6 separate regions of the Homo sapiens genome follow, and all the other regions are linked to region 6. Evidence: read pairs that join two places in POLR2A ChIA-PET (ENCODE). Cell type or tissue: PC-9. All regions are shown on one strand.

Region 1 (4,000 bases), 49 kb after region 6:
GGAGGGCCACAAGACGCCCCTTGAAAGGACGGAGAGCAGCTGCTCCCGGCCAAGCCCCGATGGACTCCCCCTGCTGCCAGGCACCGTGCTGGACCTGTCCACGGGCGTCAACTCAGCTGCCAGCAGCCCAGAGGCGTTGGCCCCTGGCTGGGTGGTCATCCCGCCGGGCTCGGTGCTGCTCAAACCGGCTGTGGTGAACTGAGCCCATCCTGCGGACAGTTGTGGTGCCCCCCCGGCAGCTCCCGGCACTGCCCCCGACGAACGGAAACTCTTCTGTGAAATAGCAATAATGTCCTACTGCCCGGGCAGCCCCAGCCCAGCCCGCCGGGAGCAAGGATGGTGCTAGGTCATTCATGGCTGGCCTCCCAGCCCCCGGGTGGGGACCTGGCCTGTCATGCAGGGAGAGCTGTGCTCCTGGGTGCTGAAGCCTCGCTCCTGTCTGTCCCCCACCACCTGGCCCTCAGCTTCTGAGAGGCTTTCCCCTGCCCGACCTCCTCCCGTTTCCCTCTCCCACCCTGGCACCTCCCTCACCTAGTGACCACCCATGGCAAGTTGCCCTCTCCCAGCAGAGGGGGTGGGTGGGGTGGCATCTGCCCTCCCTGCTAGCACCAGGCTCCCCCTTCCTGAGAGGAGCCCCCAGGGACCAGAGGCCTGCCCTTCCCTCCTAGGCTTACCCAGCCCCTGCCCTGGGGGCTCCTTGGACCCCTTTCCCTCTGACCCTGCCTCCAGAGGGAAAGCAAGACAGATGCAGGCCCCTGCAAAGCCCCAGGTAGAAGCATGCCCCCCAGGACAAGGCGCCTCCCACTAGTTAGGAGGAGGCCCGCTCTGCAGCCGCCGTCCTCACCCCAGGCCAGGCCTGCAGTACCAGACGGGATAGCTGGCCACTCCACCCCTGCACCCCAGGGTCTCCTCCCTCTACCTTTTGGGGCACCCTGGGAGCGTGGGAAGCAGGTCCGAGGGCCCCTGAGCTGGCAAGGGGAGGTGCCAGGCCAGCTGTGGTGCCAAGATACTGAGTGACCTGGGCCCTGGCTCAGGGAGCATGTGGGGCCAGGCCCAGCGCCCCGTCTTCCTCCTTCTACCCCCGCTGGGCCTGGCCTGGGCAGCGCCCCCTGCAGAGGCCTTTGGGTCCTTGGTCCTGTAACAGGAAGGGGGAGGCTGGCTGGGGACGACCGACCACAGGCTGGGACACAGCTCCTGGTCTGGGGGCTCCAAGTGACAGCATGCAGGGGAGGGGGCTCCCAGTCAGTGCTGTGTTGGGAGCTTTCTGGAGGCTGTGGACTGAAGGCCTTGAGGGAAGCAGTGGCTGGAGGAGGGTGCTGGACCCATGACACGTTGCTTCCTCTGGCTTTTCCCTGCTGGGCCGCTTTCTCAGAGGCACTTCCCCACCCCTAACACCCAGTGGGCCCCCCCAGGTTCTGTGCCACTCAGAGGGACCCTGGCAGGGGCCAGAACCACTTAAGGGTGGTGCTGGAGGGCCTTGTGCCCCAGTCCCATCCCAGGACGCCCTGAGGGATGGACGCAGCCATGCACCCCCCATCTGGGGCCTCTCCCTGCTCCCTCTCCCACCTGGCAGCTGGGAGTTCTGGCTTCTAGGCCTGCCCTGTCACCAGGCCTCTGAGTGGCCAGGCCCTTCCACCTCCCCATCTGTAAAACGAGGCAGCTGCCCGGACAGCCTTGGGGTCCTTAGTGGCCCTGCAGGTCCTCTGGCAGCTCTGCTGACCCCACCCTCTCCCGGACTGCCCTTCTGTCCCAGAGGGGTCACCCTGACCCGGCCCACCTTGCCACTGGGCTTTGGACTCCAGCCCTGACAGGGCCCAGCCACACTGGCTCTGCCCCTCGAAGGGGCTATGAGCAAGGTAGGAGGGAGCTGGTCTCCTTTCTTCGGGCCCCACCCAGGCCCTGAGCACCCCCCACCCCTGTGAGGGCCCCAGGCCTTAAGTCCCTGGCGGGGTCATGGGTTTGCGACTTGAGCAGAGCGGAGGAACAGGGCACTGGAAGGCCGACGAGCTCAGCATGCGACTCGGTGACGGACCAGGCTCGGCAGGGCCGGTGTACTTTTTGTGGTTGTCATTGGTGTGTTGTTGCACATTCCAGGACGTCAGTATTTTAACAGGTTCTAAGTGCCTTTCTATCGTAGCTTATGTTTTCCTCCTCTTGGCTCCATTGCTGTTAGCATAGAGTTTTAAAAAAAGAGATAAGCTAATGACTATAACAATATATTCCTCCATGGGAGAGGAAGTTTATAAAGAAACAATAAAAGTGAGTTGCAAAGATGGCTTGTATGTCGTGGATGTGCCAGGAACCCGGCCCTGACATGAGGCCACCACTGCCCTGAGCCCCTGCAGGCCTGATCCGGGCTTTCTCCCCGACCCTGCAGGTGCCCCTCCCTCTCAATCTGCCGCTTAGAGCAGGAACTGGAAGGTTGGGAAGGAGGTAGGTGCTGAGGGCGCACAGGTGACAGGAACTGAGACAGAAGATTCCAGGCGGAGCATCCCAAGGTCCAAGTCCTCAGCCCACTACTGCCCGCTGCGGCTTTGGAGAGTGGTGGGCAAAGGCCCTTCTCCCCCCAGCCACATTCTGGGGTACTGTGCCCAGATTACTGAGGTGCTAGGTTCAAACCTGCCCCAGGGACAGGGTGGCTGCCGACAAGAGCTCTGGGGCCAGGAGACCGCCACCCCGTGGGAGGGGCAGGGGCGCTATGGGAGGGAGCCTCACCCTGGCACGGGTGCTGTGGAAGCAGGAGCGGCTGCATCCTGTACGTGACAGGACTCAGCTGGAGCCCACTGGCTGGCTGCCCGCCAACCTTACCCAGCCCGGCCCTTCTGGGCTGTTAAAGGCTGCTGCCTCCCCATCTCCAGCACCCACAGCCCTGCAACCGGCAGGAGGAGCAACCTGCCTTCTGGAATCTGGACACATGCAAACGAGAAATGCAGAAAAGAAATTTATTACCAAGCTATAAATTAGAGGCGGCGGGGTGGGCGGGGGGAGCCGAGCAGTCACGTATGGGGCATCTGCCCTTTTTCTCTGTCCTCCTGGGCCTGGATTTTGAGTTCCTCATCCAGGCGCTCCTTTGCGCGGACCACCTAGTGGGTCACGGATAATCAGGCCGGGAGGCCAAGCCTCCGCCCCATACCCCTTGCCCACATGGGATGGCCTATTCCCATCAGCCCAGGTCCATTTTTTGAAGGGCAGTGGGTGGATACCAATGCTTCCTTCAGTGGCACCCCAGGGTCGGGGTGGCCTGGGGAGACAGAGCTGGGCTGCAGGGCCCAGCGCATGCTGTGACCTCTGTGAGCTGAGAGCTGTTTCTAGCACCCCACCCACGGGGGCTCCTGCTCCTTCGAAGTCCCAGCTGCTGGGAGGGAGGGCTCTATCTGGGGTGACACAGCCTGAGTGGCTGGACCCCGCAAAGCTGAAGCAGTCAGAGGGGTGGCAGTTCAGGGGGCCTCCCTGAGGCTGGGGCACCATGGGAAAGCCTGGCACAGTTTTCTGTGTGCCAAGCCCTTAGCTGGCCAGCTCCCCCAACTAGGAATTGAGCCCCAGGTGAGAAGAAGGGGTCCCATGACTTCATTCCTCCCAGAATCAAAGACCACTCACCTTTGACTGCAGGTAGAAGGAGCCACCCACGGATTTATCATTCACCTTAAATAAGTGTTCATAGTTCTGCAGAGGAGAGGGGACGGGTGAGAGGGCTGCAGACTGCAGGCAAGAGATGTTGGGCAGGCTATGTGGGGCCACGTGAGAGAGGCAACAGGACTCCTCTCCACCCTGTGTGCCACACCCAGCTGTTGTGGCCACTGAGAGGCAGAGATGGGGACGGGTACCCTGGAGGGCAACTGAGCTGCTACTGGAAGGCACTCTTTGTCTCTAGACTGTCCTGCCTCAGGCCTAAAACTTCACGAGCAACAGTGGCTCCCGAAAGTTGGAGTCCGAGCTGGGTGCAGCTGCAGCCTCCACATCGGACCTCCCTGGCCAGGCCTCCCTTCACTCTTCCCACCCT
Region 2 (4,000 bases), 98 kb after region 6:
CTCAAGGCGGGGCGGGTCCCACTGACTCCTCCCTGAATCTCCAATGCCCAGAGCAGGCAGGAGGCTGAGGGCAGCCCTGACTCTGCCTCTTACCCTCCATATGGCTTCAGGGAAGGTGCCGAATCTTGCTCACCTTTGCCTCCCTCATCTGTAAAATGGGCCTTGCCAGCTTCTCAGCCCCTCCCTGGGTGTGACAGGGTGGGAAAGGGCGTCACTGTCACCCTGACCCCTACCCCTCCTCTGGGCGGCTCTCAGCCCGGGGAAGCCCTTGGCAGGAGCTCTCGCTGGTACTCAGGTGGGAGCTCTTCTGGGGACTCCCCGGAAGATCCCGCAGCCTTCCTTACCCCCAGACACATACCCTTGCTGCTCCCAGAGCCTGGACAGGTCACTGTTGCCTGTGACTCAGTTTCCTCAGTTATGCAATGGAAGAATGAATAAGCTTGCCAAGTACCACCCCTTTCCTGGCTCTGACATTCTCGGATCCCCCTGCCTGTGAAGATTCCAGCAAGGCCCTTATAAGTCACGGTTGAAGTTTCAGAAGGCGGATGGAGTCCCTGTCTCTCCACCCCGGCCCTGCCTGGCTACGTCTCTGAACACCCCCCCCAGCCTCAGTCTCCCCAGCTGTGTTGTGGGTGGTCTGAACAGATGAGTCACTCATAAATGCTTGCCCTGGGCCTCCTGGTGTCTGGCTCCTGAGCCGCAGTGGGCCAAGGCCATCTCGGCACACAGCTGACTGTGCCTGGCCAGGACCCCGCCAGGCACTGCCAAAAGCCCTCTCCACACACTTCTGGGGGCAGATGGAAGGATGAGGTGCACCTGGAGCCCCCCAGGCTGCCTGGGCACCAGCCCCACCTGGGGACATACCTCAGGATAGAACAGGACAGCCATGTGGCTGGTGTGGAGTAGGCCGCATAAACCTCAGTGGGCCGCATAAGCCAAGGCCCACCTCCACCTCCACCTCCACCTCCACCCCCACCCCCACCCTGCCAGGCTGTCCAACAATGCCCACGTCCACCCTCCTATCATAGCCTGGAGCCTCCCTGGGCCTCAGCCCTGCCAGAACATCCACAGAAAAATGAAGCGTATTCTTGCACTTCTGGATCACACCCTCTCCCTGAATGCCAAGCATACCTGTGTCAACCCCCAGCCATGAAACCTCTGGTGACCAAGGGCCCACTCTGCTACCAGGGGCCAGAGGGGCACCTGAGCACCTGCTGCTCGTGACATCTGGAAGCTCCGGGGGTACAGGGCCAGGTGTCTGTTGCAAGGCCTTGCAGCCCAGATCAGGTACCCCAGAACACCCCGGAGATCAGCCCGCCTCACTGACAGGCCGGATCAGGTGCCCTCACCTGCGGCGCCTTGGGTCATCAGCCCCCCAGCCCACCTGCGTGCCGCAGCTCCTACCCAAGCGAGGTGTCCAAGGTGAGGGAGGCCAGGGCGCTGGAGAAGAACCGCGTGTCCCACAGCTTCACTTCGCGCTCACGCATCTGCAGGGAGGGCGAGAGAGGGGCTCAGAGGGGCCTGTCCCTCAGCCCCACCCGGGGGGCTCCCAGGGAAACCAGCGCCTGAGGGTGCAGCCTGACACGGGGCACCTGCCCCAGAGCAGGGCTTGGAGTGGGGGTGGGAGTCACCCCAGGGAAAGAGAATCTGGGTTTTCATGTTCTGCCCCTTTAAGAACCCTTAGGTGACAAAGGATGAGGGGCGGTTCCCTCTGTGTTCTCGGGTCCCTGTAGGGCCACTATGGCTCCTGGGGTCAGGCTGAGCTATTACAAATGGAATCTGCCAGTTTTCAGCAGCCGTCAGTCCCCTGAGGCTCTGAGACCCGGCAGCACAGCCAGGCCGTATATGGACAGGCCTGGAACTGGCCCTCAGTCCCCCGCCTCCCATTGGTTTCGTCCCCGCCCAAAGGGCTGGACATGTCCCCACCTGGCCGTGCCCTGCTCCTCCAGGAGGAACCCCCTACCTGGTTGAATCCAGTAGACACAAGGTGCTCCCAGGTGCCCATCCATGCCAGCCGGCTATCCCTGCTGTTCTCATGGGCCTGCGTGCTCTGCAGGAGGCAAGAGGTGGACCTGAGCCCCCAGGGCCCTGCTGGTGGGCGGGGCCCCCTGGAATGGGCCTGAGCTGGGGAACTTCTGCTGCCCACCTGCCTGAAAGCCTCACAGAGGGTGGGAAGGGCTGGGTCCTTCTCCACGTCCCCACTGGGACCAAGGGTGGTCTCCGAAGCACCCCGGGGATCAGCCCCGCCTCCGCCCCAGTTGAGGGCAGCTCTGCACCCAGAGGCCAACCTGGCTGCTCCTCCCGAGTGTCCCTCCTACCAAGGAGAGGGCTGCCTCACTCCCCAGCTCCAGGCCCCTTCCCTGCTGCGCCAGGGGCTAAAGGCACTGGCACTTTCTTGCCCCTAAGAGCTGTGTGATCCTGGGGATGTCACACTCTGTCAATGCCTCATTTCTCTCGCTTGTGTAAGGGGCTCACGATGCGGTGCCACCCGCTTCCCAGGGCTGTCACCATGTGGAAGGGCAGGGCTTGTGGCAAAGCACCGTGTAAACTGGGGGATTTCGAGGATCACTGTGGCTGCCCCAGGCAAGAGGCAGGGCCTGGGACCCACCTCTGGGCAACGTCCAGAGAGCGCCAAGTAGTGCCTCTCCTGGCCCTCCCGAGGTGCTGGAGCTGCCAGCAGGAAGGCTCCCGGCCCCTGGGAGGAGAGGGAAGCTCACATGGTGGGTGGGGCCCTGTCCTCCTGGGCCCTGGCAGTGGGGAGCTGAGGGGGCCAGAGGAAATGCAAACAGCTCCTCCCAGTCACCCTGGCCCCTGGAGCCTGAGACGAAGGACCCTGTTACCAAAAATAGCTCACCCCAAACCATGGCCAGCTTCCTCCGAACTTCCCACGATCTCCTTGGGAATGAATGAGGGAGGGAAGCAGCCTGCGAGGAGCTGGCCTGGGGCCCCCTCCCCAGCCCGTGGAGGCTGACTCCAGCGTGGGAGACCATCGGAAACGGCTCCAGGTCCCGTCCTTCGAGGGGCTTTTCTCACTGTTCCCTTCCCACCAGGCTGTGGCCGGCACAGGAAGTTGGGGCTGGAGCCTGAGAACCAAGGCCCCACTGCCCTCTCTCCACGTAAGAGGGGATATCGGGTCAGGACAAGGGTCGAGCCATTGGCCAGCCCTGCCCTCAACACCCGGAGAGGGTCACAGTGTCATTCAGGCTCCTGCCCTCTCGTTGGTGTTTGTTGTGCAAATATCTGCGTGTGTGCAGCCCACCAGGTGGCTCTTAGCTTGTCCAAAAGTCACTCATTCATTCAAGAAACACACAAGGCCTCCCAGGGGCCAGAACTGTGCTAGGAGCTGGCAGTGGGGCCGGATGGTTCTCAGATAGAGGGCAGGTGCTGGGGGGAAGCAGTGCCCCTCACTCATCTGTTCTCTCGTCATATGGGTATTTGAGCCACACACTATTCGAGATGACATGGTGAATAAAATGGGGAAAGTCCCTGTGCCCGTGGAATAAACACATCGGGGAGGTAGATGTAGGCCAAAGAGAAATCAGTGTGTCATTCCCTGTGACTATGCATGCCATGGGGGAGCCGCACGGTGTTAGGGGAGGAAGCTCTGGAGGTGGACCCAGGAGAGCCCCAGCCTGGCCACCTCCCTTGGTGGGTCAGTCACTAGCTCTGTGCCTCAGTTTCCATGTCTGTAAAAAGCACTGTAACAGAATTTACTTTTTTTTTTTAACCTTTCCTATGGTGCTGAAGGACCTACTTTTGAAGACGGCCACAAGGAGTAAGAGGGAACACTTGTAGAAGGCTCAGGATTGTGTCTGACACGTGTCAAGTGTGCATGTCTCACAGCTGATAGCAGGGTACCGCCAGACTGTAAGTGAGGGAAGACCTAGCGTCATTCCTGCTAGGCTGGGAGGGTTGATAGGCGTGAGCCAGGTATGGGAACTGGCATCTGCAAAGAGTTGGAAACTGGAAGCAGAGAGACCCGCTCAGCCAGCAGGTGGGG
Region 3 (4,000 bases), 630 kb after region 6:
AGGAGAGGCTGGTGCCCATATATGGGTAATGAGGTGTCGGGAGGACAGGAGATCCTGCGTCCCAGATGCCCACTCCCTGGGCCTAGCTGGGGGACAAACGCACAGCCCGCTTCAGCTGTCTTGGGTTTGGGCTAAGGATCAGAGTCAGTAGGTTTGGGGATTTGAAGGGTACAGGGTGTTCCCACTGCTCTGAGAACGTTCTTCCGTCCGCATAAGGGAAACTGCAGAAGGGGAGGGTGGGGAGGACCTGTCTACCCGGTTATGCCAACAGATCCCTGAGACCTGTCCCTGCTTCTCCCTCCACTGGTTCTACCTGGGAACGCGTCTCCTGCGCATCCTCCTCCATCTGCCCCTCTGGCCTCACCTTGATCAAAGTCACCACTTCTTACCTGGCCCAATGCAACAGCCACCCACTCTCTTTTCTGAGAGCATTTGGGAGCACAGGTAAGTTTTAGTTTGGATGATGGGATGATCTGGTTGCATCATACAAAGACCTAAGAGTTGGGGAGATATGCTTCCCGGCCTCCTGCCCCCAGGAGAGACGTGGACCCTCCAAGGACACCATGAATGGCAACCTTCCAGCCATCAGCGACCTGGAAGGGGGCTCCCTGGGTGGGGGTGGCTTCAAGAGCCACCCTTGATGTCTTCAGCTGTACCTGTTCAAGTCACATGGCACCAACTGGCCCATTCTTTCTACCCTGCCTGCAGGGGAGGAAACTGAGGCAGCCTGGCCAGGGCAGGGAACGTAGCCTGTGTTGTGGCTCTAACCCAGGTGTGGGCTCGGGCAGATTCCTTAGTCTCTCTGTGCCTCAGTTTCCTCATCTCTGAGACAGGGATAGGAATTGATCCCACTGCAGAGGGTTGAGATAATTCAAGGAGATAACCCTTATAAATGAAAGCGCTTTGGGTGTGGCCGCACCATGATTAGGATAACTGGGTTTCATCCTCTTCCTCCGTGTCACTGGTGGGGGCCTTGCCAGGGCAGGGCTCTTTGTCTGTTGTTCACTGCCATGTCCGTAGCGCCCATCAGACTGAATGAACTATGCTGGCTTTTGGAATAACAGCATGTATTACTCCACCTGTCTCAGCCTTAATTTCTTTCAACATAAATGGGGTTATCATGCCTGCTTGTCACGGAACAAGCAGAAAGACACTCAACAGCTGGAAAACATTCCCACAGGAGTTCAGGTATTAAGTTGCTTTGTATGCAAGGCCAGCACTGTTCAACAGAAACTGAACCTGAGCCACACAGAATTTACATTTTTCTAGTAGCCACGTGAAAAGAGTAAGAAGAAATGAGCGAATTTTTTTCTATTTTATTTAACCTAATATATCCAAAATATGATCAATTTGACAGGTGGTCAACAGAACATTATTAACGGATATTTTACATTCTCTTTTTCACACTAAGTCTTCAAACCCTGGCACACAGACATACGTGCACAGCCCATGTCACGGGGCCAGTAATTACTGAATAGGACTGCGAGATTCTAGGTGATTCTGGGGCACCCGGACCTGCTTTGCTCTAAGCCCGCAGTGACCACAGTCTCTCAGTTCTGCTGTAGGAAAGCTGATGGGCGCTCAGAGCATCTTCCAGTCTCACTCGGTGCCTGGTACCCAGGGACACCTAATAAATGCTCATTCTCTTTGAACCCCGTGACTCCTCCTGCCCACACTCACTGATTAGATGTCTGCCCCAGGACAGGGTCTCCTCTGTGGGTCCCTCCCTGGCTGCCTGACTCCAAAACAACCTGGGGCTCCCCACTGTGCCCACTGGAGCCTGGTGCCTGGGTGTGGAGGACCCTGGCACGAAGACCGCAGCAAGACACCCTTCCCCAGGTCCCCAGAGCCCCTGCAACCCTGTCCATAGGCCATGGGGCTGTGCTGGAGGCACCTGGCCTGCTCACAGCCATCCCCTTCTCCAGGCTGCGAGAGCAGCCACCCCGGTAACAGATCATACTTTAGCAACATCGGAGGGGCCACGTTCCTGCCATCACCTCCACCCCAGCTGTCCCTGTCGCCCAGAACTGCTGTGTCCCCTGCTGGCTCACAGCCCAGCCTGCACTCTCCTCCCATGTGTGGACACAGGTCCCTGCAGGCTCAGCACTCCCTGCCTGGCCAGGGCCACTGGCCTTTGATCACATCTGCAGTTCCTTCCTCTGGGGGTTAATTCTGTCTCAGTGGGTGTGTATTGGGGTTGCATTGCTGCTGGAATGTCTGGAACGCACAGGAGGGTACACCCCTCCCTGGAACCAGCCTCACCTGTCCCAGAGCCCAGAGAAGGGGCTGGGCCTCCTGCCACCACGGTCATCCTCTTCTGGCGTCCTGCCTGCCTGGAGGGCCAGCTTGGGGGAGGTGCACCTCCGGTGCCGAGTAGCCCTCTGCCCCTACCTTCTTTAAACACTGCCTGGCTCCTGAAACATCTGCCCTGGCTCTGACACAAAGGCAACCACCGTGGACACTCAGGAAATAACTGATGAATAGTAACAACACTGAGGGCACCTACTGGGTGCCCAGCGACCGCTCAGTCCTTTTGTGCATCACCCATTGACGTCTCATAGCCCTAGGAAGTAGCCACCCTTAGTGTTACTGGGGCTCTTAATCCTACCTATTAGGCTATTAAATTTTTGGACAAAAAGAACTTACTCACCTTTTTGGGGGCCCTTCTATAACCTTAATTCCACACCTTGCGTAGGGCTGGGCTCAATAAATAGGTGTTGAACTGAGCAGATGTTTTAATGCAATTCGGTAACTCTTATGTCTCTGTGTTCTAGGTGAAGATAACTGAGGCTCACAGAAGTTAAGAAACTGGTCCGAGTTTACACAGCTGGGAAGTGGTGGTGCCAAGATTCGAACCCATGAAGACGGGCTTCAAAAAGCCACCTTCTCAGTACAAAGGGGACATCAGTATCAATCCACACCCACCCCTTACAGACAAAGGGACAAGAGACATCGGAGAGACAGGATGATGGGACCAGGCATTCACCACCCAGGGAAGCAGAGTGATTTACAGTTTGTTGTCATTTTCATCAGTACAATTAATCCCAGTGGTTGGTTGGGTAAGGATTAGTGATGGTAAACGGAGACTGAGTCATTCTCCTAAGTTGTCCCCACAAGGGACTCCCAGCCTGTCCCTCCAAACAGACCTTTCAGGCGGAAGCAACTGCCATTGAGTGAGCACCTTCCTGGCCCACACCCTACCCTAGCACCGGAAGCAGGTTTCATCTCTGATCCTTATAACAACTAGTTGAGGTACGTGCTATCATAGCTCCATTGCAGATGAGGAAACTGAGCCTCAGGAAGACCACTTGCTCAGGGTCAATAGGTTAGTAAGAGGTCTATGCTTGTAACTGCTGCAGCCCCAACTGGGCACTTTCTAGATATTCAGTAATTGCCAAATAAATTTTCGACCCCACCCCACCAACTCTTTGTCATCTCTCTGCCCCTTACAGGCCCTGGCAACAGGCCCTTCACCATTAACAAGCCCCCAGAGATATGAATTGTCCACATGCTATAAAATACCTGCTCAATTTCACACCTATTTATGGAGCCCCAAGCTTATGTAAGGCCTGGAATTAAGGACAACAGAAGGCCCTCTCCCAAAAGATGAGTAAATCCCAACTATTCAAAAGCTTGTAAGCTAGTAGGTAGGTTAAGGAAAAACACCCCAATGGGTATAATTACAAAGATTTGGCTTGGCGCGGTGACTCATGCCTGTAATCCCAGCACTTTGGGAGGCCGAGGCGGGCAGATCACGAGGTCAGGAGATTGAGACCATCCTGGCTAACATGGTGAAACCCCATCTCTACGATAAATACAAAAACAAAAATAGCCGGGCGTGGTGGCAGGCGTCTGTAGTCCCAGCTACTTGGGAGGCTGAGGCGGGAGAATGGCGTGAACCTGGGAGGCAGAACTTGCAGTGAGCTGAGATTGTGCCACTGCACTCCAGCCTGGGCAACAGAGCAAGACTCTGTCTCAAAAAAAAAAAAAACAAAAAAAA
Region 4 (4,000 bases), 780 kb before region 6:
CTTTGGAACAGTGCTGTAACAAATAACCTGTACATCTCATTTTGTTTGTGTTTGAGTGTGTCCCTAGAATAAGTTCTTAGATTTGGGATTGCTGGGTCAAAAGATATGTGCATTTGTAATTTTGATGTCTTTTACCAAATTGCTCTCCATCAAGATTGTCCCAGTTTATACAACCACTCACAATGTTTGAGTCACTTGAATGCTTTGCTTTTATTAGGTTATATCCCAGTTGTCAGCAGAGGCATTTTCAACTCACCTACATGGGATTTAGTTTAGACATTACATGGAAAGGGCCTTCAACTTTTTTTTTTTTTGGTCTAAAAATAGGCCACCAAGGCACATATAAAACTCAACACTAAGAAGCTTTATCAAGCAGATGGGTATGCGGTAAAAGAGCTGCTGAAGATCACATCTGTCCTTTATAATGCTATGAAGACCAAGGGGATGGAGGGCTCTGAAATAGTAGAGGAAGATGTCAACAAGTTCAAGTTTGATCTTGGCTCAAAGGTAAGGACAACAAAAGCCTTGTAGTGGGCGATGGAGCGTTGATTTCTTGAGCTCTGAAGTGGAAGGAGTCTGCTACAGCTCCGCTGCTTTTCTTCCTCCTCAGCTGAGGGCAGTTTGTCAGTTTTGTGCTCATCAGCATTTGGATAAAGTCAAAGTCACAATCCACTAATTCAACTATTTATTAAAAGCTTAGTATTTGTCAGGTAGCATTCAAGCGCTGAGGATACAGTTGTGAACAAAAAGGACAAAAATCGTGTGTTTATTCTCTTCAGTTAGGGGAGTCAGACTGTGAACAATAAGAGGTGTGGAAGGCCAGATGCAGTGCAGGCTGTGGAGAATAATAAGCTGGGATGGGGATGGATGCTGCCCAGAGTGATCTTAAATCGGGTGATCAGGAAGGCCTCATGGATTGGATGGTGTTTCCAGCAGAGATCCAAGGGAGGGAAAGAGTGAGTTGTGCGGGTGGCGGGTGGCGTCAGGGTGTCTCAGGATGATAATTTGTTTTGGGCTGGGTGCAGTGACTCACTCCTGTAAGCCAAACACTTTGGGAGGCCGAGGTGGGAGGATCCTTTGATGCCAAGAGTTCCAGACCAACCTGGGCAACATAGTGAGACGCCATTTTTACCAAAAAAAAGAAAAAAATTAGCTAGGCGTGGTGGTACACACCTGTGGTCCCAGCTGCCCAGGAGGCTGAGGTGGGAAGATCTCTTGAGCCCAGGCAGTCAAGCCATGTTCATGGCACTGCGCTCCCGCCTAGGCAACAGAACGAGACCTTGTCTGGGGGGAAGAAAAAAAATGTGTTTTGTGTGTTTGAGGAAAAGCAAGGAGGCCGTGTGATGAGGGTTGGGATTGACAGACCCTCTGGCGCCTGGGAAGCCCCTGGAAAGCCTTTGTCTTTGCCTCTAAGGTGGGAATCGTTGGGATCCAAGCGGAACCTTCTGTGCTTATTTCCCGTCCAAAGGGTTGCTCTGGCTGCTGAGCCGCCATCAGACCGAAGCAGGCGGCAGGGCTGGAAGCAGCGAGCCTGTTTGGAGAGTGAGGGGTGACCGTGGCTTTGAGCAGAGTGCTGGTGGGACAGGTGCCGTCAGGTGTCAGGGAGCGACCACAGCAGCAAGCCAGAAATAAAGGTTAAGCCGTTACTCTGAGGCCCAAGGCCTCAGAGCAGGAGACCTAGGAATGAAGGCCCCGGGGCTGGGAGTGCACCTAAGAGTGTGGCCACGCAGGGTACGTGAAACCACAGTGCACTGGCTGAGCTCCAAGTCTGCTGCAGGGAAGAAAGCTTCCCCTGTGAGGCCTGCTAGGTGAGGCCTTGTCATGGTCTATAGTTGGGCTTGAAAAGCCACACACAGCTTTTTTGTTTTGTTTTTGTTTTGTTTTGAGACGGAGTTTCAGTCTGTGGCCCAGGCTGGAGTGCAATGGCACGATCTTGGCTCGCTGCGCCTCTGCCTCCCAGGTTCAAGAGATTCTTCTGCCTCAGCCTCCTAAGTAGCTGGGATTACAGGTACACACCACCATGCCCAGCTAATTTTTTTTTTTTTTTTTTGAGATGGAGTTTCACTCTTGTTGCCCAGGCTGGAGTGCAATGGCACAATCTCAGCTCACTGCAACCTCTGCCTCCCAGGTTCAAGTGATTCTTCTGCCTCAGCCTCCTGAGTAGCTGAGATTACAGGCATGCGCCACCACACCCAGCTAATTTTTTACTTGTAGTAGAGTCAGGGTTTCTCCATGTTGGTCAGGCTAGTCTCGAACTCCTGACCTCAGGTGATCTGCCCGCCTCAGCCTCCCAAAGTGCTAGGATTACAGGCGTGAGCCACCGCACCCGGCTTTGTATTTTTTTTTTTTTTTTTAGCAGAGATGGGGTTTCACCATGTTGGCCAGCTAGTCTCAAACTCCTGACCTCAGGTGATCTGCCTGCCTCGGCCTCCCGTAGTGCTGGGATTATAGGCGTGAGCCACCGCGCCTGTCCTCACATGTGGGTTTTTAACCAGGAGCGACACTCGTCAGCAAGAGAAGTGTCTAGAGATTGGGGCATATTTTGATGGTAGATCTCACGGGATGAGGCATGGGTTGAGAGTAAGTCAGGTGCTACAGGCCGGGTCTTGGGGCAGCCGTGCGGCAGAGCTTGCAGAGCTCATGGGTGTGTTCCGCCTCTGTGCTGTACTCTACGGGAACCACTGGCCACATGTGGCAAGCACAACTGAGGAACTGAGTTGAGTTCTGCATTTTCTTTAATTCTTAAGTAATTTAAGTGAAAATGGCCACATGTGGCTATTGGTTACTATATTAGACATCACTGCTCTGAAGTTTTTTGTGTGAGCCCCTGGAAGGATGAAGTTGCCATGTACTGAAGCAGAGAAGGTTCTGCACATGCTCCATTTGCCACGCCGATTGGCTGTCCAGGTGGAGATGGTGCACAGGTAGCTGGTATGTGAAACTAGAGCCCAGGGAAAGCCCAGGCTGGAGCTGGGAGCTGGGGAGCAATCAGCACACAGATGGTATTAAAGCCTTGAGGGTAGGAGCAGAGCCAGCAGAAAAGACGGGGGGTCCAGGAATGAAACTCTGACTCGCTCCACTTTTGAGAAGCAGAGAAGGTGACAGACTCCTGCAAAGAAGTTTGGGGATGTGCTGCTCGGAAGGGAAGAAAAGCAGCTAGAGCCAGAGCAGGCTGGATCCTGGAGGACTAAGGAAGAGGGAAGCAAGCTATCAAAGCCATCAGCTGCAAATGAAGAGGGAGAGTTGTTGCTAGTGGGTTGAAAATGAGAGCCAGAAGGTGAGGATTGGTTGTCCAGGAGAGAGGGAGAGTGAGCAGAGCAGGGAGACGTTTATGTTTGGGCTCCTTAGAAGAGTTAGCATATTCTAGGAAGAAGGGGTGACACACACATCCTAAGAAAGAAGCCTGTGCACAGGGCTCAGTGCTAAATCCTCATTGTGGTTGTCATCACCTTCCTGGCAACAGCTGCCCATCTGTGGAGCCCAGAACCATTGTAAGTCCTTAGTGGGTGCCACCCGATTTGCGCCTCTCCAAGCCTGTGGAGGAAAGTCTGAGGCAGAGAAGGAGGGCAGGGGAGGACGAAACACAGGACGTCAGGCTGCTGCAAGAGGATGTGTGTCCCTCAGGCTGTCCCTTTGTGTGGCCGCTCTGCTGCCGTCAGGCACCCTACTGTGACAAAGTCCAAGTAGGAAGCACGTCAGCTTTCTCCCAGCTATGCCCTCCTGGTTGTGGCTTCAGTTTGAGGTGACATTAGGTTTTTTGGAGAGACCCAGGCGTCCTGGAATTGGTCTCTTTAGTACTTAGATGATCATTTCCTGAGCGTGTGTCCCGCAGCCTGTGAGCATGTAACTGGGGAAGCACATGTTTGTGGTCACGTGTCCCAACCAAAGGTAGGAGCTGACATGAACAGGCTAGTGGTTGAATGCATGTTAAAAATCTGTGGCTGGCCGGGCACGGTGGCTCACGCCTGTGATCCCAGCACTTTGGGAGGCCGAGGTGGGT
Region 5 (4,000 bases), 210 kb after region 6:
GCCTCCCAAAGTGCTGGGATTACAGACATGAGCCACCACACCCGGCTGGATTCAGTCTTAACTTGCTCTTTTTTTTTTTTTGCATCTCACTCCCTTGCCAGGCTGGAGTGCAACGGTGTGATCATAGTTCACTGCATCCTTGAACTCCTGGGGTCAAAAGATCCTCTTGCCCCAGTTTCCCGAGTGGTTGGGACTACAGGTGTGTGTCACCACGCCTGGCTAATTATTTTATTTTTCGTAGAGACAAGGTCTGACTGTGTTGCCCAGGCTAGTCTTGAGCTCCTAGGCTTAGGTGATCCTCCCACCTTGGCCTCCCAAAGTGTCAGGATTATAGGTGTGAGCCACTGCACCCAGCCTGGATTTGCTCTTTTATCAAGAGGTTAATATTTATTCTTCCGTTCAGTGAACCGTGGGATTGAATTCCCCCAGCGATTGAAATGAAAGGGCTTATGTATAACATTTCCTGAGGAATGGTAGTACCAGAGTTCAGAGGAGACCTCAGGCCATTTATTCTATAAACTCAGAAGCTGTAGTTCTAGATGATGTGGCTTCTTCAGGGTGTTGAGAAGTCTCTGTTATCTCGTGCCTTGTTGGATTAGAACTGATTGAGCTCTGTCTGCTGCCCCAAACATGTGGCTCAGCCAATCTCCAGTGGCATCTGCAATGTGGGTATTCTAGCCTCCAGTGCTCACGTGGCTCACCTTAGAAAGGGCAGATATTCCTATTTCCTGACGCTGCTGGAGAATGAGGTCTGAGTCAGAAGTCCTCAGGTGTGACCTGCCCAGAACTATCTGAAATTGCTGGATTTCTTGTTCTTCCTCAGTGTTTAACAATCACCCAATTGCTCATTCTCACCAGCGACTTCCTCAGTAAGAGCTCAATATTTGAGGTGGTGCTGCATTTTGTCAAACATTCATGCGTGTTAGCCCACTTAGTCTTCGCAGCACACAGTGGATTAATGGATTTTTAAAAGCTGGTATTTATGCACGATGGAATACTACTCAACCATAAACAAGAAGGAAATTCTGTCATTTGTGACTACATGGATGCATCTAGAGGACATTATGCTAAGTGAAGTAAGCCAAAGAAAGAAAGACAAATGGTGCATGATATCACTTATATGTGAAATCTGAAAAAGTCAGTTATAGAAGGAGAGTGTAACATGTTGGTTACCAGCGGCTGGGGGAAGGGAAGGGTGGGTGTGGAAAGGGGAGATGTTGATCAAAGGGTACAAAATTTCAGTTAGGAGAAATAAGGTCTGATGATCTGCCTTACAGCATGGTGACTATAGTTAATATGGTTAATATTATAATAGTATTGTATACTTCAAAATTGGTAAAAGAGTGGATTTTAAAAGTTGTCACCACAAAGAAATGATAAGCATGTGAGCTGATGGATATGTTAATAACCCTGATTTAATTATTCCCCAATGTATACATGTGTCCAAACATCACACTGTACCCCATAAATATAATTGTCAGTTAAAAACTTAGGAGTCAAGTCAGATCTGAAGAGAAGTCAAAACAGATTTCATACAGTTAATTTAGAGACATGGGACCCAATTAAAAATTTGTATTACTTTACTTGGTATTTTAGAATTTAGCTGTTATTTTCTTGTTACACACACAGGCACAGGCACACAAATCCTCTATTTAACTGGCTTTCTCAGTAGGAACTCCATCTGTGTATTTGCAACAGCTGTAACTCAGGTTGGATGCTCCCCAGGGTGCTGGCCTATAAGTCATATTGGACCCTGATCTGAATCTGAGGGAATCTGGATCTCTCTTGTAGGAAGCTTTTGGTTTAACTGGGAAGACAGGATGACAGTCAGTTGTGGAAGCTGAAGCGTAATCACCTCATATTAATATGGTGGCAATTTTATATCGGAGTGAGCTCTGAGCTGCAAACAGCCTTCTAGGAAGCAGGCAGGGGACCCCCATCCAGGGTGATGGTAAGAATCCTGATGCCCAACTGCAAGGTGTTCAGCAGGGAGGGAGCACTCGTGGAGTCCCAGTGCAGAAGTCTCTGAGCAGCCACTTAGCCTCCCTGTGTTTGTGGGGTAACAACCCGAGTTCATGTTGTGGGCATCTCATGCAGTGTAGTAGCTGGTCACTGTCAAGTGTCACTATTTCATTGAGTCAGAAGCCTGCAGAATTGTTCTCATTCCAGGGAGTGAGTCAGTCTGCTGTTGCTTACTCTCGGTGCTGGCTGAGCTCAGCAACCTGCTCTCTTCCTTCAGTTCAGGTTTCTCCAGGGCAAAGAAGTCTTTATTGTTCCTTTCTGTATGACCAGATGGGAAATGAATTATAATATAGTCCTTAGATTATATTCCCACCTGGTAGCAATGCACTGAGTTACCTGACCTGAAATTTGTTGGACTTAGTCTCCATGGAGGAGGATTTACCATCTTCGTTGTCTCAGAAGTCCTGGTAGTGCCTCATGCCAGCAATTTAGCAGGAGCAAAAGCTTTGAGACAGTGTTCTGGATCTGCTGAGCTGGTCTAAAGGAACCTCTTTTGCTTGAAGTAACTGTGATAGGAACTTTGTTACTGCTTCTGTTAGCTCAGGTGTTGGAATGAGAATCAGCAGCTGATGAGGTGAACAGCTAGGAGTACTGGAATTATGGAGTAGTGGAGGTAGATTTTATAAACAGAGGGTCCCAGTTTTTTGGAAATGGGAAAGAGAGAGGGTAGACTGGCCTTTCTAGAATTTGTAACAGAAAAGAGGACCCAGGAGCTTCCATTGACTAGTTAGTTAATGCAGTGCGGGATCTTAGCTGGTTTGCTTGGTCCAATTCCTGTCTCTCGGTTTCTTTTTTCCCTTCCCTTCGCTGCCTTCCCCTCCCTCTTCCCTTTTTCTTTCCAAGAGAATTGAGTCACTCCATATAAAAGAAGCAGCCAGTTGGCTAAAAAGTCCAACAAAAAACAAGTATTTATAGCTCTCCAAATTTCCCACTTGTCATTATCAGTATACTTTTGCACACAGTTATAGTCGGTGTTTGGGATCCTTTTTAAAAAAATAAAAAGTTTCTGTAGGCTTTTCCATGCATGAACACAGCTTATCAACTTGCCCCGGCTGTGCCAGGATTCCATTGTTGACTGTTGTTTGAGCAGTCATGCCCTTTGTTCTTAGGCTGTGTGTTGTTTTTTTCCTAACATCATAGTATGGCTGGGTATTATTTTGATACAGATTACAATTACTATTACTATTTCTTGAAGTGTATTTCCCAGAGTGGAATATTTTAGGATCTTTTTTTCTCTTTTGTGGGGGTGGGGAACATGTAGCTTCTTGTGGATATTAGACATTGAAGTCTAAAAAGGTTCTATATTTATGATTTGGCCCTCAATTTTCTAGAGATTCCAATGGTTCCTGCAAAGAAAAGAGCATTCAAGTATAGAAACCAGCCAGACTAAGTCTGGACATGTAGCTTTTCAGAAAGTGAAAAAAAATTATGTTTCTGCAGTTGCAAGGTGGCCTCTGAATGCCACACTGTGTGGCCACTCCCTTGGACAGTGGCTAGGCCACAGGGTCGCCTCCCCTGGCCCCAGTCTGTGGGTTGAATATGCTAACCGAGCCTTCCCAGGAGCCTCCTCTGCCCCCAGCCCCCAGGTCTGTACAGATGGTAGTTGGTACTTTCAGCCCGCCTTGAGAACTCAGTATTCTTCCTGTTAGCTTTCCTTCAAAGTAAAATCGGTAGAACCTATTTTGAGTGTAGAAAATTTGAAGTCGTGGACAGCAGATTACAAAAAATTGCCCACCACCATGCCTGGCTCATTTTTGTATTTCTAGTAGAGATGGGCTTTCACCATGTTGGCCAGGCTGGTCTCGAACTGCTGACCTCAGGTGATCTGCCCACCTCGGCCTCCCTAAATGCTGGGATTATAGGTGCGAACCACTGTGCCTGGCTCCTTTTTGTATTTTTCGGAGAAGCACAAGGACTTGTTGTTTAATTAAGCAAGACTATACTCTCCCAGAGCATGCAGTTATTATTGAGTAAAACA
Region 6 (4,000 bases):
AATTCTCCTGCCCCAGATGGGGGGTTTGAAGGTAGGATAGAGTAAGGGAGGAGAATTTCCTGAGAACATACAGAGAATTGGAGATGGAACCCAGGCAGGAATCTATGTCCTCAGTCTTAACGAGGCTTGTTCCGCTATAGAAATTTGCTGGGAGCAGGGGGATGCAGCACCTGACCTTTCCGGCCCTGCTATACTCCCGTGCATATGGGGAACCATAGCCTCTTTGGGGTGGTGGCGGGGGCAGGGACACCAGTCGTTGGAGCCAGGTTGAGAAGCAAAAAGTCCCTGCCTGGGAAAGGATCCTGGATGCTCCCAGGAAGGCGGAACGGGGGTCAGATGCTCCTACTGGGGTTCGGAGCAAAGCCACTTCCGGTCCTCTGGCCCTCCTCTCCCCAAGTCAGGGGGACATCTCTGGGCTCACAGGGCTGGGGCTCCCCCGACCAGTAGGGGGCGTCCGGCACACGCGCTGCTTTGTGGATGCCGAGCAGGAACACGGTGGGGGAGCCCCAGGCAGGTAGGTGTTGGGGTGAAGGGGCTGACCGCAGCCCCCCACAATCCCGAGGCCCTGCAGATCCCTACAGTGCCTGGCTTGTCTAGGGAGACCTGTGATGCGCGCCTCCTCCTCCTCAGTTGGATCTGATTCACTTTGGCCATGAGTAAGCACTGAAAATGCAGCTGGTTCCCGATGGCTCACACCTGGGATCCCAGCCCTCTGGGAGGCCAGATGAGAGGATCATTTGAGCTCAGGAGTTCCAAACCAGCCTGGGCAACATAGCAAGATTTCATCTTTAAAAAAAATTAGCAGTGCGCGGTGGCTCATGCCTGTAATCCCAGCACTTTGGGACGCCGAGGCAGAAGGATCATTTGAGGTCAGAAATTCGAGGCCAGCCGGGACAACATGGTGAAACCCCACTTCTACTAAAAATACAAAAATTTGCCGGGCGTGGTGGTGGGCAGCTGTAATCCCAGCTACTCAGGAGGCTGAGGCAGGAGAATCACTTGAACCCGGGAGGTGGAGGTTGCAGTGAGCCGAGATCGTGCCACTGTACTCCAGCCTGGGCAACAGAATGAGACTCAGTCTCAAAACAAAAAAAAAAAAAAAAAAAAAAAAAAAAAAAAAAAAATTAGCTAGGCGTGATGGTGTGCACTTGTAGTCCCAGCTACTCATGAGGCTGAGGCAGGAGGATCACTTGAGCCTACGAGTTCAAGACCAGCCTGGGCAACATAGCAAGCCCCCATCTCTACAAAAAATGTTTTAAGGCCAGGTGTGGTGGCTCATGCCTGTAATCGCAGCACTTTGGGAGGCCAAGGTGGGCGGATCACCTGAGGTCGGGAGTTTGACACCAGCCTGACCAACATGGTGAAACCCCATCTCTACTAAAAACACAAAATTAGCCAGGCATGGTGGCGCATGCCTGTAATCCCAGCTATTTGGGAGACTGAGGCAGAAGAATGACTTGAACCCACGAGGCGGAGGTTGCGGTGAGTCCAGATCATGCCATTGCACTCCAGCCTGGGCAACAAGAGCGAAATTTCGTCTCAAAAAAAATTTTTTTTTTTTAATTGGCTGGGCACAGTGGCTCACTCCTGCAATCCCAGCACTTTGGGAGGCCGAGGTAGGCGGATCACCTGAGGTCAGGAGTTTGAGACCAGCCTGGCCAACATGGCGAAACCCCATCTTTACTAAAAATACAAAAATTAGTTGGGCATGGTGGTGGGCACCTGTATTTCCAGCTCCTCAGGAGGCTGAGGCATGAGAATTGCTTGCGCCCGGGAGACAGAGCCTGCAGTGAGCTGAGATCATGCCACTGCACTCCAGCATGGGGGACAGAGAGAAACTCCATCTTAAAAAAAAAAAAAAAAAAAAAAAAAAGGGCCAGCATGGTGGCTCACGCCTCTAATCCTAACATTTTGGGAGGGCAAGGCAGGTGGATCACCTGAGGTCAGGAGTTCGAGACCAGCCTGGCAAACATGGTAAAATCCCGTTTCTACTACAAAAAATTTACCAGGCACGGTGGCGCGCGCCTGTAATCTCAGCTACTCGAGAGGCTGAGGCAGGAGAATTGCTTGAACCTAGGAGGTGGAGGTTGCAGTGAGCTGAGATCGCGCCATTGCACTCCAGCTTGGGCAACAAGAGCGAAACTCCATCTCAAAAAAAAAAAAAAAAATCAGCTGGGCCTGGTGGCACATGCTGTGGTCCCAGCTACTTAGGGAGCTGAGGTGAGAGGATCACTTGATCCCAGGATGTTGAGGTTGGAGTGAGTCATGATTGCACCACTGCATTCCAGCCTTGGTGACCCAGGGAGACCTTGTCTCAAAAACAAACAAACAGACACACAAACAAACACACAAAAATGGGGCTGGCTGCAACCCTATTTGAGGTGGCTGGAGTCCCCTGCACCCTCTCTCTCTGGCCCCAGCTATGGGCGCCTGCCAGCCCTCTCCCTCTCCTTCTCCCTCTGCCTCTCCGTCTCCCCTCCATCAGCTCACCCGCCCTGTCCTTTTCAGCACTCAATTTCTCTTCCTCCTCCCACACTCGAAGAGGATTTCAGCTCCCTTTAGGGACTTTTCCCCTAGGGAAGTGCCTCTCTGCTTCTCAGTGTCCACAAGGAGGAACCAGGTGCCCAGGCCTTCAACCGAGTGCACTCCCTCTAGAAACACTCAATTCACAGCCATGCTGGCTGGACTGTTTCTGCTTTACACAGAAATGGCCATCAAACTGCTTTATCAATTGATTATGAGGCCATGGGGCAGTTACAATAATTTCATCAAGCAGAGCAGAGCCTGTTGACATGGAGGATGGACATTTCTGAAGACCCTCAAAGAATTAGCTGTAACCATGAGACCAGATCTAAGACCCCTGACACCCAGCCTGGGGCCTTCTCACCAGGAGGCCTCTGGTTAATAGAAAATGAGAGTAAATCAGGCCAGGCGTTGTGGCTGACACCTGTAATCCCAGCATTTGGGAGGCCGAGGCAGGTGGATCAACTGAGGTCAGGAGTTCGAGATCAGCCTGGCCAACATAGTGAAACCCTGTCTTTGCTAAAAATACAAACATTAGCTGGGCTTGGTGGCGTACCCCTGTAATCCTAGCTACTCAGAAGGCTGAGGCAGGAGAGTCGCTTGAACCCAGGAGGCAGAGATTGCAGTGAGTCGAGATCGTGCCACTGCACTGCAGCCTGGGCGACAGAGTGAGACTACGTCAAAAATTAAAAAAAAGAAAGAAAGATGAAAGAAAGAAAGAAAGAGGCCAGACACGGTGGCTCACGCCTGTAATCCCAGCACTTTGGGAGGCTGAGGCAGGCAGATCATGAGGTCAGGAGATCGACACCATCCTGGCTACATGGTGAAACCCCATCTCTACTAAAAATACAAAAAATTAGCCGGGCGTGGTGGCGGGCACCTGTAGTCCCAGCTACTCAGAAGGTTGAGGCAGGAGAATGGCGTGAACCCAGGAGGTGGAGCTTGCAGTGAGCCGAAATTGCGCCACTGCACTCCAGCCTGGGCAACAGGGCGAGACTCCATCTCAAAAAAAGAAAAAAGAAAGGAGAGAGAGAGAGAGAAAGAGAAAAGAGCCAGCCAAGGAACCAAGGCAGTGTGGCCAGAGAGAGTGGAGGGTCAAAGGAGGCCCACAAGAAATCAAGGGGAGCTAGGGGCCGTGGCTCACACTTGTAACCCCAGCACTTCGGGAGACTGAGGTAGGAGGATCACTTGAGCCCAGGAGTTTGAGACCAGCCTGGACAACATAGCAAGACTCCTTCTCTACAAAAATTTAAAAATTAACTGGGTGTGTTGGTGGTGCACCTGGCCCAGATACTTGGGAGGCTGAGGAGGTAGGATCACTTGAGGCCAAAAGGTTGAGGCTGCAGTGAGCCATGATCATGTCACTGCACTCCAGCCAGGGCAAGCAAGTGAGACTCTTGAAAAAAACAAAGAGCCGGGTATGGTGGCTCACGCCTGTAATCTCAGCACTTTGGGAGGCTGAGGTGGGCAGATCACT

What was found. Peaks named below come from ENCODE experiments on the same cell type or tissue, not always from the same donor. Only the 100,000 strongest peaks of a DNase experiment are listed, where the experiment ranks them.
Region 1: POLR2A ChIA-PET joins it to region 6 with 7 read pairs; 26 of 35 experiments call an interaction of 5 or more read pairs at or near these places.
Region 2: POLR2A ChIA-PET joins it to region 6 with 8 read pairs; 9 of 35 experiments call an interaction of 5 or more read pairs at or near these places.
Region 3: POLR2A ChIA-PET joins it to region 6 with 15 read pairs; 1 of 35 experiments calls an interaction of 5 or more read pairs at or near these places.
Region 4: POLR2A ChIA-PET joins it to region 6 with 11 read pairs; 1 of 35 experiments calls an interaction of 5 or more read pairs at or near these places.
Region 5: POLR2A ChIA-PET joins it to region 6 with 8 read pairs; 1 of 35 experiments calls an interaction of 5 or more read pairs at or near these places.

Annotation. Positions count from the first base shown.
Region 1 is chr16:4,337,323-4,341,322 of GRCh38, forward strand. It overlaps GLIS2 (GLIS family zinc finger 2), which reads left to right. Exons shown (of 7, transcript NM_032575.3): 7 at 1-2,273. The coding sequence ends at 202. It overlaps CORO7-PAM16 (CORO7-PAM16 readthrough), which reads right to left. Exons shown (of 31, transcript NM_001201479.2): 30 at 3,598-3,663; 31 at 2,929-3,083. The coding sequence ends at 2,997. PAM16 (presequence translocase associated motor 16) reads right to left here. Exons shown (of 5, transcript NM_016069.11): 4 at 3,598-3,663; 5 at 2,929-3,083. The coding sequence ends at 2,997. Among named protein-coding and RNA genes, the nearest start is that of GLIS2-AS1, 11 kb to the left of the region's middle. RefSeq lists enhancers at 2,220-2,966, 2,967-3,712. In PC-9, no CTCF peak of the experiment used is centred here; no DNase peak of the experiment used is centred here.
Region 2 is chr16:4,386,582-4,390,581 of GRCh38, forward strand. CORO7-PAM16 (CORO7-PAM16 readthrough) reads right to left here. Exons shown (of 31, transcript NM_001201479.2): 8 at 1,964-2,050; 9 at 1,405-1,487. It overlaps CORO7 (coronin 7), which reads right to left. Exons shown (of 28, transcript NM_024535.5): 8 at 1,964-2,050; 9 at 1,405-1,487. Among named protein-coding and RNA genes, the nearest start is that of VASN, 17 kb to the left of the region's middle. In PC-9, no CTCF peak of the experiment used is centred here; a DNase peak (open chromatin) is centred at 1,840.
Region 3 is chr16:4,922,902-4,926,901 of GRCh38, forward strand. All of the region lies in intron 1 of PPL (periplakin), which reads right to left. LOC105371064 (a long non-coding RNA gene) reads left to right here. Exons shown (of 4, transcript XR_933028.3): 3 at 272-444; 4 at 2,775-3,027. Among named protein-coding and RNA genes, the nearest start is that of PPL, 12 kb to the right of the region's middle. In PC-9, no CTCF peak of the experiment used is centred here; DNase peaks (open chromatin) are centred at 2,230 and 3,100; H3K4me3 peaks cover 368 bases; H3K27ac peaks cover 2,414 bases.
Region 4 is chr16:3,507,962-3,511,961 of GRCh38, forward strand. It overlaps CLUAP1 (clusterin associated protein 1), which reads left to right. Exons shown (of 12, transcript NM_015041.3): 4 at 328-507. Among named protein-coding and RNA genes, the nearest start is that of CLUAP1, 9.0 kb to the left of the region's middle. RefSeq lists an enhancer at 1,954-2,013. In PC-9, no CTCF peak of the experiment used is centred here; a DNase peak (open chromatin) is centred at 1,750; H3K27ac peaks cover 476 bases.
Region 5 is chr16:4,498,319-4,502,318 of GRCh38, forward strand. The region is part of intron 1 of HMOX2 (heme oxygenase 2); the gene reads left to right. Among named protein-coding and RNA genes, the nearest start is that of HMOX2, 24 kb to the left of the region's middle. RefSeq lists a silencer at 1,990-2,284. In PC-9, no CTCF peak of the experiment used is centred here; DNase peaks (open chromatin) are centred at 733 and 2,163; H3K27ac peaks cover 2,599 bases.
Region 6 is chr16:4,288,135-4,292,134 of GRCh38, forward strand. No RefSeq gene overlaps it. Among named protein-coding and RNA genes, the nearest start is that of TFAP4, 17 kb to the left of the region's middle. RefSeq lists enhancers at 298-407, 2,007-2,625. In PC-9, CTCF peaks have their summits at 452 (motif pointing right), 658 and 2,590 (motif pointing right); DNase peaks (open chromatin) are centred at 537, 2,267 and 2,617; H3K27ac peaks cover 1,448 bases.